2 separate regions of the Homo sapiens genome follow, and region 1 is linked to region 2. Evidence: chromatin contacts called from ENCODE Hi-C data. All regions are on one chromosome and are shown on one strand. Each heading gives the region's core, a stretch centred on a gene start or an enhancer-like site at or near the end of the contact. The rest is flanking DNA. Distances are from core to core; before and after follow the strand shown. Region 1 holds the start of CASK (calcium/calmodulin dependent serine protein kinase). Region 2 holds the start of NYX (nyctalopin).

What was found. A loop is a pair of places that touch in the nucleus more often than their neighbours do. Pooled maps may share reads with other maps.
Region 1: a loop to region 2 is called in a map of naive thymus-derived CD4-positive, alpha-beta T cell, with 7 times the contacts of the local background. The contact joins the promoter of CASK here to the promoter of NYX in region 2. A Hi-C loop is called at or near these places in 1 of 168 maps with a recorded cell type or tissue (naive thymus-derived CD4-positive, alpha-beta T cell), 8 of 37 single-sample maps with no recorded cell type and 13 of 50 pooled maps.

The regions. Positions count from the first base shown.
Region 1 is chrX:41,918,835-41,925,150 of GRCh38, reverse strand. It overlaps CASK (calcium/calmodulin dependent serine protein kinase), which reads left to right and starts at 1,597. Exons shown (of 27, transcript NM_001367721.1): 1 at 1,597-2,221. The coding sequence starts at 2,163. It also overlaps the pseudogene RNU6-202P. RefSeq lists silencers at 1,243-1,822, 2,093-2,142.
Region 2 is chrX:41,443,387-41,450,233 of GRCh38, reverse strand. It overlaps NYX (nyctalopin), which reads right to left and starts at 2,891. Exons shown (of 3, transcript NM_001378477.3): 1 at 2,718-2,891; 2 at 2,308-2,385. The coding sequence starts at 2,329. RefSeq lists enhancers at 4,766-4,815, 4,936-5,005, 5,156-5,225.

The DNA.
Region 1 (6,316 bases), core at 348-2,847, 480 kb before region 2:
GCTCAGTCTTGGGCTGGGGAAAAGAAGTGAAGCTGACAAGGTGACTTGAGAGGGTCCCTGTGCACTTCAGGGCAGAATGGAGTGACGCCTTATTCATTAGACATGAGCTGGACATGCCAACTTGTGGTGAGTAACTCTTGGACCCTTAAAGGAGGCAATGTTTCTCAAGTTCTGAAGCCCCCGTCTCTAGAGAATGCACAAGCTCTTTGAGAAAGGAGGAAAACCGTGTGCAATTACACTTGTCCTCTGATCTGCATTTAAAAAAAAAAAAAAGGTTTAGTACCCAAATCCTTAGCAGGCAAATCTCTCAGCCTTTTGAGGGAGTGGTCAAGGGTTTGCACGAAACGTTTCTGAAGAGAAAATAGGCTGTGAGTCTCCACATCACCCCCTCCACTTTGGTATTAATAAATACTTTTTTTAAAAAAAATACTGCACTGAGAAATTTACCAGACGATTTCTGGAAACTGACTTATGAACTAATTGGGCACTTTTGCTGTGCGGAGGAACAAAGACACTATTGGTCTTCAACTGAGGCATATACCTGTCTGATGGCGCTGGCTCATTCCGCACATGCTCAGTTGAACAGAAATCTTCATATTGAATGCAACCTAGCACAGCGGCAACACCCAGAACCTCACTCCCTGGCTGCTCCTGTGCCTGCACTCCCTCTAGTTGCATTCTGTTCCTGACAAGTCTAACATTTATAGGGAGTATAGAGAGCAGAGTAGGTCCTGGGAGTTTGAGGACAATATACAAATGAGCTTAAAGTCACGGTTTGTCCCTGCCTTCCTAGCTTCTCTCTAGGTTGGTCTCTAGTGAGGGTAGGCGCTGGATAGATATTTGTTGAGTTTGGGGCAGAACGTGGGAGAAGCTGTCTCTATAGATGACCGTTTGCTGTCGCACACCTTCCTAGGCAGTTTTTGTTTAGTCCTTTTCTTGGACGACCTCCCCTTACCCCCAGCCCTCATCTTCATTAAGGAATGACAGGGTAGCACTAAAAGCATCCGCTGCCAAGCACGGATTCAGTGACAACCTCTCTCCACCTCTCTTTTAGCTTTCTCATTCATTAGCACCCTTTCCCTGCCTCTTTTCCCAGCAAAAAACTGGGAAAGGCTCCCTGCGATTACAAAAGAAGGAAAGGGGAGCGGCCAGAGTTTCGTGCCTCTTGCCGGACAACGAGCGTGCAGCCGTGGACCTTTTGTCTCCAGCCCCTTTCGCGGCTTGGTCGCGGCTAGGCGCGGAGGCGACGACCCCAACCAGCCCCGCCTCGGCAGCTGCAGCCGGCGCGCCCCACTCAACCCCCCGCGCCCTCTAGAATCCCGGTGCCCGCCCGTTCGCCGTGACGCGGCCGGCGCCCCGCGCATGCGCCGCTCGGCCCGCTCCCCTTTCCCTGGGCCACCGCCTCCCGACCGGTTGGAGTGGGCGGAGCCTGTGGTTCTGGAAGCCGCGCCGCCGACGGGGGAGGAGGGCGTGTCTGCGCGAGGCGGGTGAGCGGGGCTGGCGAGCCGGTCGGCTGCTGAGGCGTAGGGGCGGAGCAGAAGGCGGCGGCCGCGGCTCCCGCCCGCACAGAGCGCCGGTCCCGCGAAGCCCCCTCCCACTCCCGGGCGGGCGGTGGCGGCTGCGGGAGGAGGAGAAAGAGGAGGGAGCGTCTCTGCCGCCGCCTCCTGGTCCCCAGCGCCGATCCGCCGCCGCCGCCACCTCCCTCCGCGGCGATCCTCGCTCCATGGTCCTGCCGCGGCCCCCTCTGTAGCCCGAGCTGCTCCGCGACGCGACGGAGCCGGCCTCGGACAGAGGGAGCGGTCGCGGCCTCGCGGCCCGCGCGGGCTGACGAGCGGAGAGCGCGACGCCGCGCGGTCCCCGAGGATCCGCACGCCGGGCAGCGCGGCCCGAGCAGCGCGAGAAGCAGCGGGCGGGCGGGCGGCGCCGGGCCCGGGCCGCCCTCGCTCCCGCGCCCCGGCCCCGCCGCCCGCGCCGGGGCGGTCGCCTGCAGAGGAAGGCGCCGCAGTCTCTGGGCCTCGCGGCCCCACTCGAGCGTCCTCGGCACCGAGGGCTCGCGGGTCCTGAGGGGAGGAGGCGATCCCGGGGCTGGGCACTGAGCTCTTGGGCGCCCCCACCCCCGTTTTCGAAGCCCTCCACGCTGCGGCCGCTATCCCCTCCGGACCATGGCCGACGACGACGTGCTGTTCGAGGATGTGTACGAGCTGTGCGAGGTGATCGGAAAGTGAGTCTCCACGCGAGGGAGCGGGAGTGTGGAAAAATGCATTTCAGTGATGCCCCGGTCTTCCCGCACCCGCTCGGGGCCTGCCCCCTGCCCTCCCTCCTTCCCCTCTTCCCCTCTCGTCCTTCTCATCCTGGAGTATTTATAGACGTGTACCTGGAGCTCCTGCCAGGCGGGGGCCTGGGGGTTCTCAGCGGTCCATTGAGGCCACCGAGCCGAGGTTGGCCACCCCGTAAGGCGTGGGGCCGGCTGCCTGCATTTTATCTGACGGTTGCACAGGGACGTGGCACAGCCGATTTTATAGTTGCTTCAGTTGGGGTTATTGTTACCTTGCATGTACCATAGACCATTTTTGAAACAGAGCAGCTTGCATTTCCTTTGCTTGTGTGGTGAGAGAGTCCAGGGTTTTAATTGTGGGGTGTGTGTCTATTGTGCGGGATATTAGACAGATGCCTTTGTGTACACCCCATGCTCGGATTGGAGGGGGTCATTTAAGACGGGGTGCTTTCAGTTTCAGCAAATTCCCTCCTGGTGTACACGAACGTGGAAAGAGTTGGGGGCATTCGAATTTTTAATGCCTTGTTATGCAATGACTGTTCAATCAGTGCTCGAGACTCCCCTCGACTGTTGTTGGGATGGTGGTTAGCGTGGTAGAGCCGTCTGCTTTGAGTCACCGGGCTGGTCTAGAATATAGAACTGACAGTCCAAATGCTCATCCTTTCATCTGTGTTGTATAATTACGCTGGGGAAAAGCAGGGAATCAGATTAATCACAGTGCTGATTGAGAATTAAATCTGCAGTTCCTCATCTAATTGTCCATTCCTTAAATCTATTTTGAATAGTTTCCTTTTCATTCTTGTCAAACAGTACTCCAAGTGCACAATCCTGCTAATTTGCTTGTGAAGGAAATGCTGGCAATCTGAAGTTGATTTCCTAACACAGCGTGTATTCTGCGGCTTTAGAAGTTGAGGAGATAAGATTTAAGAGCAAATTTTTGCTTAATAAGGATCGCTAGAGCTAACATTGAAATATCTTACCTCTTTTTTTTTTTTTTTTTTTTTTTGGAAGCGGTGCTTTATTGTCTATTTTAAGGTCCACAGTTGGGAAATGAAACCAAGACCTTAAAGCAGTTGGCCCTATCTCTTTTAAGTTGTCTGCAGTACTCAATTTCAATTTGAGTGCTAATTTGTTTCCTTTTCTTTCCATATTGAGGTATTACAGTGTTGCCTCACATGGTGAAATTGTGGGTAGAGCTTGCTACACACTTTACTCAGACCCAATTGATGTGAGGACATGTTACTCCTTGCCCTATTGTTACATGACCAGCCAGACTTAAAAGGAAAGTATCCAAATGTGTCCTGTTAAAGTGCTTGTGGAAGTGTTCTAGAACAGCACTGTCCAAAAGATATATTATGAGCCACATTTGTAATTTAAAATTTTCTAGTAGCCACATTTAATAAAAACATACAGGTGCAATTAATTTTAATAAAATATTTTATTTAACCCTGTAGATCCAAACTTAACATTTCAACATGTAATCAATATGAAAAAATATTAATGAAATATTTTACATCTTTTATGCTAAGTCTTTGAAATCCCAATGTGTATTTTACACTAATAGCACATCTCAATTCTGACACTAAGCTACATTTCTGATGAAAATCAGAAATACTTAATCTGTATTTAGGTTTCATAAAATTTGCGTTTGCAAAAGTATATTCACATACCCAAGTTGTTCCCAATATACATAAAAGTTTTCCAATAACCGAATCAAGTACCTTTTTCTAAATTTAAATTTTAATTAATTAAAATTAAATACAATTCAAAATTCAGTTTCCCAGTCGGACCAGCCACGTTTCAGGTGCCCAGTAGCCACATGTGAATAGCACAGTTCTAGAGAGAAAAATGCATCAAAAATCTCCTTGGTTTCCTCATTCTTAGGAGCACCCAGTGAAGATAAATTAGGTGTTTCCCAAAAGCCTCCAAATGACTGTATGTGTGGGTGAATGATGTTTGTTGCATCTTAGTTATAGCTGATGTAAATGAACTAACAAAGTCATAATTGGAAAATGTGAGATTAAAATGTTAATTATATTGTGAAGATGTAAAATAGCCATCTCTGAATCAGTTTTGGTAACTAGTTCTGATTCCTTAAAGTCTGGAAGGGTGATGATGTGATCTCTTTGGATATCAAAAAGAAATGGTCAGAATCACATTAACACAGTCCATATTCTGCTGATTTGTAATTGATAGAATATTTTTCAGGAAACACCCCTGGGAGAAAAAAATTCATCTTTTCTGACTGTTTCAGAGCTGCATAAAGAGGGGCAGCAAGCTAATTTTGAGGTGATAGGTACTCTATGGCTACCTTAACTACTATGAACTGTGAAATCTCATTCATATCCTACAAAATCTGACTTGGTCAGTGCCAATTATAAAATGCCATTATGTGAAATAATGAATTCAAGCTAGCCTTATTGTTAAAGAATGTAATAATAGTGTTCCTCAATCTGAGTAAAGGTTGAAGGTTTCTCTAGTAAATTGTCTTAGTATATATTGATCTGGAAATTGAAATTAGCTTGAGATTTTCTTGCAGGGACCTTGACAGCATACATTTTTAACTTATAATTTGTTCACCTCTGAATTTGAACAGAAAGCCCTTGAAGATATTCACATGTACTGAAAACCTTTTTATTGATTTCTATCCAAGTTCTATGGAATTTTGATTTTCTTTTTTACCAAATTAGTATCACAAGTTGTTTTTCACCACTAGATCTTAATAGGTTTTAATTTTTACTAAGGTACTTTAAAATAGATTTCACTTTTCAAGACTAATTGACTACCCACTCACTCCTCTACCTACGCAACCACCTACTCACTCACCCACTGTGTACTTGGCCTTACTTGATGGCATAAATGAAAGTTCTCGTTTAATTTAGACCCTTCAGTGTGTTTTTTTCCCCCTTGGTTGAGAAAGATAACTTACAGAGTTAATGAGGTTTTGAAATATAAGATCATTATTTGGAATATGTTTTCTTTCCAGTGGTTGCAGCCTTTACCCTTGTTAAAGCTGTCTTTGAGGGAACATGTGCCCAATTTGTTACAAATATTGGAAGGATGCCGTTTCCCTTTTTAAAAATTAAAACTCTTTTCCCTGTGTTTCTCATTTTTGAAAATCTTGCAGAAACTCCTTTGAGTGACTGTTGGTTCTATAACATTTTCTATGTAACTATCTTTTAAATGACTGAAACAAATCTCCAATAATAAGACCTTATCATAGTCCCAAAACTTCTTGTCTTAGCAAATGTAGCGATTACTGGAAAGGAAGGGCGTTATGCAAATGAGGTTAATGACTAATTTTTATGTCATGATCATTTACTGTATCTTTTACAATTATAAGTAAGTGTACAACCGGTAATACTACATGAAGGAAATTTAAGACAATTCATCGAAATTAAAACATAGAAAAATGCCTACTTTCTTGGTACAGCAGTGTGTATGAAAGGGAATAACAAAATACATACCATTTTTACCTTGTGTTAGGTGAATACTTGCCCTGTTTAGTAGCCTGTAGCTTCAGACTTTCCTGCTCTGGTAGGACATACACTAAAATTGGAATGATGCAGCATGACCCTTGCTTAAGGATGACGTGCAACTTTGTGAGGCATGCTGTATTTGCTTACTCCTCGAGAGCACTTTTATTTAATTACAGTTACTTATTTATGGATCTCTCTAGTTCACTAATAAGGAGCTTCCTGAGGGCAGGGAATGTTTCTTACACATCTTTCTCCATTAACACAGTGCGTGCAATGTAACTGCCTTTCATTAGCTGTGGAATGAATTGAGTAGTTTTAATAAAATCTCATTAAAAGGCAAAAAAGCATGTTTGTCAACCTCAGAGCAATTATTGTCCGAAGAGCCTGCATTAGTTTAAAGTAGTGGTTCTCCACCTGGCTGCATATTAGAATCATCCGGGGAGCTTTTAAAAAAGATCAACGCCAGAGCCCTGTGTCAAAGCAGTGAAGTCCGAGTTTCTGGGACTGGGTCCTGGTCACTGACATTTTTTTAAAGCTCTCTGTGTGATTCTAATATGCAGCT
Region 2 (6,847 bases), core at 1,642-4,141:
TAGAGGAAGTCACATGTGAAAGACCCTGTAAAAGAAGTTAAGGGTTTCAGATATTATGCTGTGAACAGCGGGAAGACCCCAGGGGTTAACATGGGGGGAGGAGGTGGAGGTATTTGCACTTATGCATCTGAGAAGTGGGGCACTTCCAGGAGCCCTGTGTGTCCAGAGGAGAATTTCTCTTGCCCCAAATTTCCCTGCTGCGAGCCACTTCTGATTTCTCCAAGGTGTTGTTTTGTGAGGCTCACTTAGTCATTTTCTTTCTGGCCAAGGAGGTAGAGCACTATCCCTGCCTGCTTCTCGGGAACATATTGTCCGTATTGCTTGTGACTCGCAGTCAGAGAAATATTCTCTGTGCTTGCTAGAGTGTGTTTTAAATTAAAGTGCCAGGGGATGTGGAGATGGTCATTAATTTTAAGTGCATCTATTGTTAGCAAATGATGTCACCGCTGAGCTCTCCAACTTGTCACAAGAAGTCTGGATATATTTCGGGTTTCTGTAGCAGGGACAGTTCCTGTTTTGAAGTGTGCAGGCTATGAATACGGTCTGCTTTCTGTGAGGAACGGTAGAGCTTTTGGTGCACGTTTAAAATGATACTGGCTGTTGGAAGCAAACATTGTGCCCCAATGAGTCAATCAAGTTTCATTTTTTTTTCAAGGTAGGAGGAATGGCAAGAAGTTGACTGTTAGTAATTATATAAATATCAACCTCTGTTCTTTAGAACCTCTTCGAGGTAGGAAGTCATGTCCTATTTATCACAGTGTTCCACGTGCCTTGCTCCAATTTTTTTTATTGCTTATTTATTGAATCTCTTATAAAAGAATTTTCTCAAAGACAAAGAGCATGCTATTATATCCCTCATAAATATCTCTCGAGCGTTTTGAAGGCACACAGTGTATGCCTGTTGGTTGACTGAACAGAGCAAGTTCCGGTTTTTGAAAAGGTGGAATAAAGAGGAAGAAAACTCCATTACTCCTGTTTTAGATGATCTGGTAAAATGTTCTCTATCAGCATCGCATACAGAGGTCTATTACATAGATCATCATATCTCAAATAATTAAATTCACTTGAGGGTCAGAAAAAAACAGATTCTTTGTGTAGAATCATTTACTGAAGAATTTAAAGGATTTTTCCTTGGGCTATCTCAGTCAGATTGGAACAGCTAGAGCCAGGGAAAATATTTCATAACGAGTCTTCTTGGTATATTAAAGTGCACATAACAGAGCGAGAAACTTTGAAAAATAACTTCAATATCCATAATCCTATAATTCCAAGGCATTTTTCATTTTTTCTTTTTCCTTTAGGAAGGTGGTTTTTTAAAGGGACTTTTGTTTTTAACTAAATGAGCTTAAAATAATGTGATTAGAAACCACTGTAGGCTGGGCACGGTGGTTCATGCCTGCAATCCCAGCACTTTGGGAGGCCGAGACAGGCAGATCACCTGAGGTCAGGAGTTCAAGACCAGCCTGGGCAATATGGCGAAACCCCGTCTTTACTAACAATACAAAAAATTAGCTGGGCGTGGTGGCAGGTGCCTATAGTTCCAGCTACTCAGGAGGCTGAGGCACGAGAATCACTTGAACCCGGGAGGCGGAGGTTGCAGTGAGCCAAGATCCATGCCACTGCTCCCCAGCTTGGGCGAGAGTGAGACTCTGTCTCAAAAAAAAAAAAAAAGAAAAGAAAAGAAAAGAAAAAACCACCGTACGGTGGCTCACGCCTGTAATCCCAGCACTTTGGGAGGCCGAGGCGGGCAGATCACGAGGTCAGGAGATCGAGACCATCCTGGCTAACATGGTGAAACCCCGTCTCTACTAAAAATACAAAAAATTAGCCAGGCGTGGTGGCGGGCACCTGTACTCCCAGCTACTCGGGAGGCTGAGGCAGGAGAATGGCGTGAACCCGGGAGGCGGAGCTTGCAGTGTGCCGAGGTCGCACCACTGTACTCCAGCCTGGGTGACAGAGCGAGACTCCATCTCCAAAAACAAAACAAAACAAAAAAACACTGTAGCACTGTAGCTTTTGGTTATCACACCAATGAATTCATATCTGAAATTAGAATAAGAAAATCACCAAGAGGACTATTTCATATATTCGGCTCAGGAGTTTTGTTTTTAGGAAACAAAAATCCCCACCACCTGCTGTTTTCTTGCTTTCTCTATCCCCTCCCCCACGATCACAGGGTCAGTGAAACCTGATCAGAAGTGTCCAGATACCGCTGTCCCAGAAGCCACTTTAAAGACTCTTTGGGCAGAAGCTCTGTGGCTTCCACCCCTCTTCCCAACCCTTGCACCCACCGGCAGGAGAACTCACCATGCAGAAGCAGGACCAACATCCCTCGGCCTTTCATCCACCCAGTGGCTTAGGACCACCCAGCCGTGGGACCCCTACCTGAGGGGAGAAAGGACAGGTCACCCAGTGCCCAGGAGGGCCCCATGAGAACCCTCCCATGCCTCCACACTTCTTCCTGAATGCCCTGCCTTTCTTTCTTCCTCACATTCCTTCCTTCTTAATGACCCTGGTGTTGGGCTAAGGGAAACCAGTAACAACAGAAAATCAGAAGCTCCCCACAAATGGACAGTTTGGATCTATTAGGAAACCCTTTGTCAGGCTACAGCCCTGACAGCAACTCAGATGGCATCACTGACAACCCAGCAAGGAAATGGATGGAGAGGAAACCCCTGCAGAGAAGCGTTAGTGAATGGTCCTCAAATGTTGCTTACCGTCCTGGGAGTCTCCCTGGTCCTGCTCCTCTGAGGTCCCCCTCCACTCCCTCAGCCCATCCATCTCCCAAGTCAGGCAGCCACAGATGCTGAAAATGGTTTGAGAGAGAAGTAAAGGTGGGGGTGGGGGGACGGGAGGAAGGGGTGAAGAGGAATAGTTACTTGTGCAGGTTTGAGTGCTTATTTTTCTTTCTCCAGATTTAATGGCAGGAAAATCCTCTGTATCACATGAGGATTAACAGAGATGAAAGAATGTGTCTGCCTTTCGAATCACTAAAGCCAGTGACAGATTTTGCTGACATACCAATCGGCTTTATCCCCGGGCCTTGACCACCCTGGCCCTCCTGTCCTCTCTCCATCTGCCTGGCCCCTTTCTCTCCTTAAACCTTCCCCAGACCCTGCCCCGTTCCCTGACCCCAGCCCCAGCCCCAAGCAATATGTAGCCTGAAATTGGCTTCCTGCCACCCAAACAGCATTATCAGCATTTTCAACAAGGACGCATTATATAACTTGGAGAGCTGGAGAAGGGACAGGACAGCTTAAAATGTTTCCCCAAAATGCCGGCTGCTGATTTCCTTTCTTTGAAGTGGTTGATGGTGAATGATACAAAAACGGACTGGAGAGAGTCCTTCCACTACAAGAAGGCAAGAGGTTCCCACTGGGGTTAGGGCTGGTAGTGGTGGCCTAAGGCAGTGGGTCCAGGAATGGGACCTTCAGAATCTGGCTGAGGTTTCTGAAACCCACCAGGACTCAGTTTAGGCCCTGGCTACTCAGTGTGGCCGGTGGACCAGCAGCAGTACCTGAGAGCTCGTTAGGAAAACAGAATCTCAGCGCCTTCTACCCCCCGCCCCAGACCTGTTGAATCAGCATCTGCTTTTTTTTTTTTTTTTTTTTTTTTGAGATGGAGTCTCACTCTGTCGCCCAGGCTGGAGTGCAGTGGCACAATCTTGGCTCACTGCAACCTCCACCTTCTGGGTTCAAGCGATTCCCCTGCCTCAGCTTCCTGAGTAGCTGGGACTACACCATGCCCAGCTAATTTTTTGTATTTTTAGTAGAGACGGGGTTTCACCATGTTGACCAGGATGGTCTTGATCTCTTGACCTTGTGATCCACCCGCCTCGGCCTCCCAGAGTGCTGGGATTACAGGCGTGAACCACCGCGCCCGGCCAGCATCTGCATTTTAACTAGGTCGGCGGAGAGGGGGATTCCTGTGCCCGGTAAAGTTTGGAAAGCCCTGTTTTAGGAGACTGGTGGAGGGGGTCTGATCAAAATGAGGGTGGCAGGGGGGCCTGTTTATCTAGCCTTTCTGGCCAGCAGTTCAGGTGCCCCCACATTCTCCTGGCCCCAGCAAGCCTCTGCTGTCTGCTGGGACAGCACTTCCAGGTATCCATGGCAACCTGCCAAGTTCTGGCCACGCAGGACTTGGTGAGCCAGTGCTGATGAAAGGAAGCCAGGAGTTCCCTTCCCACAGAAAGGGTTCTGGATGTGAATCTAGACATCTCAGGCCACCGTGCCCTGGGGAATTTTTGTTTTCTTCCATTTGAGCCTTGAAAGCCAAAATGTGGCTGAACTTGTCTAACCTGCTGGAAAGAAGAGAATACTAGGGATGGGGTAGGGATGTGGGTGGGGGAGGCCTCTCAAATGACATCTCTATCCCCAGTGTTGGACTCGCCTGGCTTATTAGATGAGAGCAGTGGGCAGCCCTCTCATTGTGACCACCAGTGTCGGAGGTGTCCCTGTAGCCATCACCCCAAGCCTTAGCCCAACGAAGCCCCCACTCCCCCAGCAGCAGTCCAGAGGCTGAATCTCGACTGTAAGAGCCAACCTGTCTGCACCCACAACCTTTGTTCGCAGCTTATTGGTCCAACCTTCCCTTCAATCTTCTCCAGGCCAGTGGGCCTGGTGCTCTGGCACTGGGATCCCACTAAGGAAGACCTTCTTCTCCACCTGTGAACTGAAACATTTCTCCCAAGTGGAAAATAAGGAGGCATCAGAGACTCTTGGCATAAAAAGGAAGGAGCCCATCCACCAGGTGAGCTGGTACCACCGACTTGGGAGGATGAGCAGCCCTTAATCAAAACCTTGCTGCAGGGAGAAAAGCAGGTGGCCCAGGGTTGTTACAGGAAATGCGATTGACTGACTTCCCCTGGGAGAAACTTAAAGCTCAAGACAGGAGAAAGGCCGGCCCTTTCAGAGCCTACTCCAGCCACTCGTGGGCTGCTGGGGGAGGGATTTTTTCGTTTTTGTTTTTGAGATGGAGCCTTACTCTGTCCCTCAGGCTGGAGTGCAGTGGCGTGATCTCAGCCCACTGCAACCTCTGCCTCCCGGGTTCAAGCAATTCTCCTGCCTCAGCCTCCTGAGTAGCTGGGACTACAGGTGAGTACCACCACACCCGGCTAATTTTTTTTGTATTTTTAGTAAAGATGAGGTTTCACCATGCTAGCCAGTTTGGTCTCGAACTCCCGACATCAAATGATCCACTGGCCTCAGCCTCCCAAAATGTTGGTATTACAGGCGTGAGCCACTGTACCTGGCCCTCCTGGGGTGGTTTTGTACCCATGCTAGTTCTCACTCATCATGCAGTTGGTAGCCCATAAAAGGAGCTGAAGGAGGGAGAAGGGGTGTGTAAGTGACCTTGAGAAATAGTGATGGCCCAAGATGCATGATTTTGCCAGCCTCCACCTCCTGGATTCAAGCCATTCTCCTGCCTCAGCCTCCCAAGTAGCTGGAACTACAGGCGCCGGCCACCATGCCTGGCTAATTTTTGTGTTTTTAGCAGAGATGGGGTTTCGCCGTTTTGGCCAGGCTTCCCCACCTTGGAATTGGTAAGAATTACCGATTAATTAAGACAGCCGGCGACTACTGGAGGCTTTGCCTGCTATCTGGAGGACACAGATTTGCCCTCCAGCCTTTCTGCCCTGTAGTGACAATTCACAGACACCCCAACCCTGGGTAGCCCTTCCTGGGCCTTTGCTTTGCTCCTTTCTTTCCCCACTTCTCCACCTGCTGAAATCTCAATCTGCCTGCTATGCTTAGCATAAGCGCTACCACCTCTAAGAAATGAATCCCCTTCCAGTGCCCTCCTTTCTCACTTGCAGGCATCTGCCTCGAAGTTCACAGTGTTTGTTTGTTTGTTTGTTTGTTTGTTTGTTTGTTTGTTTTGAAACTGAGTCTCGCTCTGCTGCCCAGGCTGGAGTGCAGTGGTGCGCTATCGGCTCACAGCAACCTCCGCCTCCCGGGTTCAAACAATTCTCCTGCCTCAGCCTCCGGAGTAGCTGGGATTACAGGCACGCGCCACCATGTCCGGTTAATTTTTGTATTTTTAGTAGAGATGGGGTTTCACCATATTGTCCAGGCTGGCCTCAAACTCCTGACCTCAAGTGATCCGCCCACCTCGGCCTCCCAAAGTGCTGGGATTACAGGCGTGAGCCACCACGCCAGGCCTGAGCCACTGCGCCCAAAGTTCATAGTGTTTGGATGGCTGGCCTCCTTGGAGGGGCTGTGCTTGATCCAAGTCTGCACTCCCACAATGTCTGGCTGGTGTCGCCTTCAGACAGGGCAAGAGGCAGGGAGACACAGGGCAAGGAGTCATTGAGGCCAAGACACTTACCCACCCAGAACCACGTTCTGGATACCTGCGACCTGGGAATTCACTGCCCAACAGGTTCTGAACCCACTCCTCTAGGTCCAGTCTCCTGAAGGTGGATGGTCTCACCAATGTGCATACTCGAGAGGTGATCCTTTAGGGGGTAGACAGTTGCAGAGAAGGGGACAGAGCTTGGATATGAGGACGTGCGTGGGAAAGATCCGCTATAGCATGGGATGGATCCGGCCTGGGAATAGAGGGAAGCTACGCCATGGCCTTGAGCTGGGGCCACTCTCTGTGCCATCACACCCTAGCCCAGAATGCTGAGGAATGCAAGAATTGCAAACTTGAATTTAACCTTCCAGATTGTTATGAAGGTATATCTGCTCAGATAGGAGGATAGAACATGTTTTATTTAACAGTTTTTTAGCTTGATGTGTAGCTTTTAAATATTCAGACATACAGTGTGTGGTCCTCCGTGCGTACTCTTGCCCCAGGCCCCACAAAGCTGGGCCCAAGCCTGGGTTTGGCACACAGGCGGAAG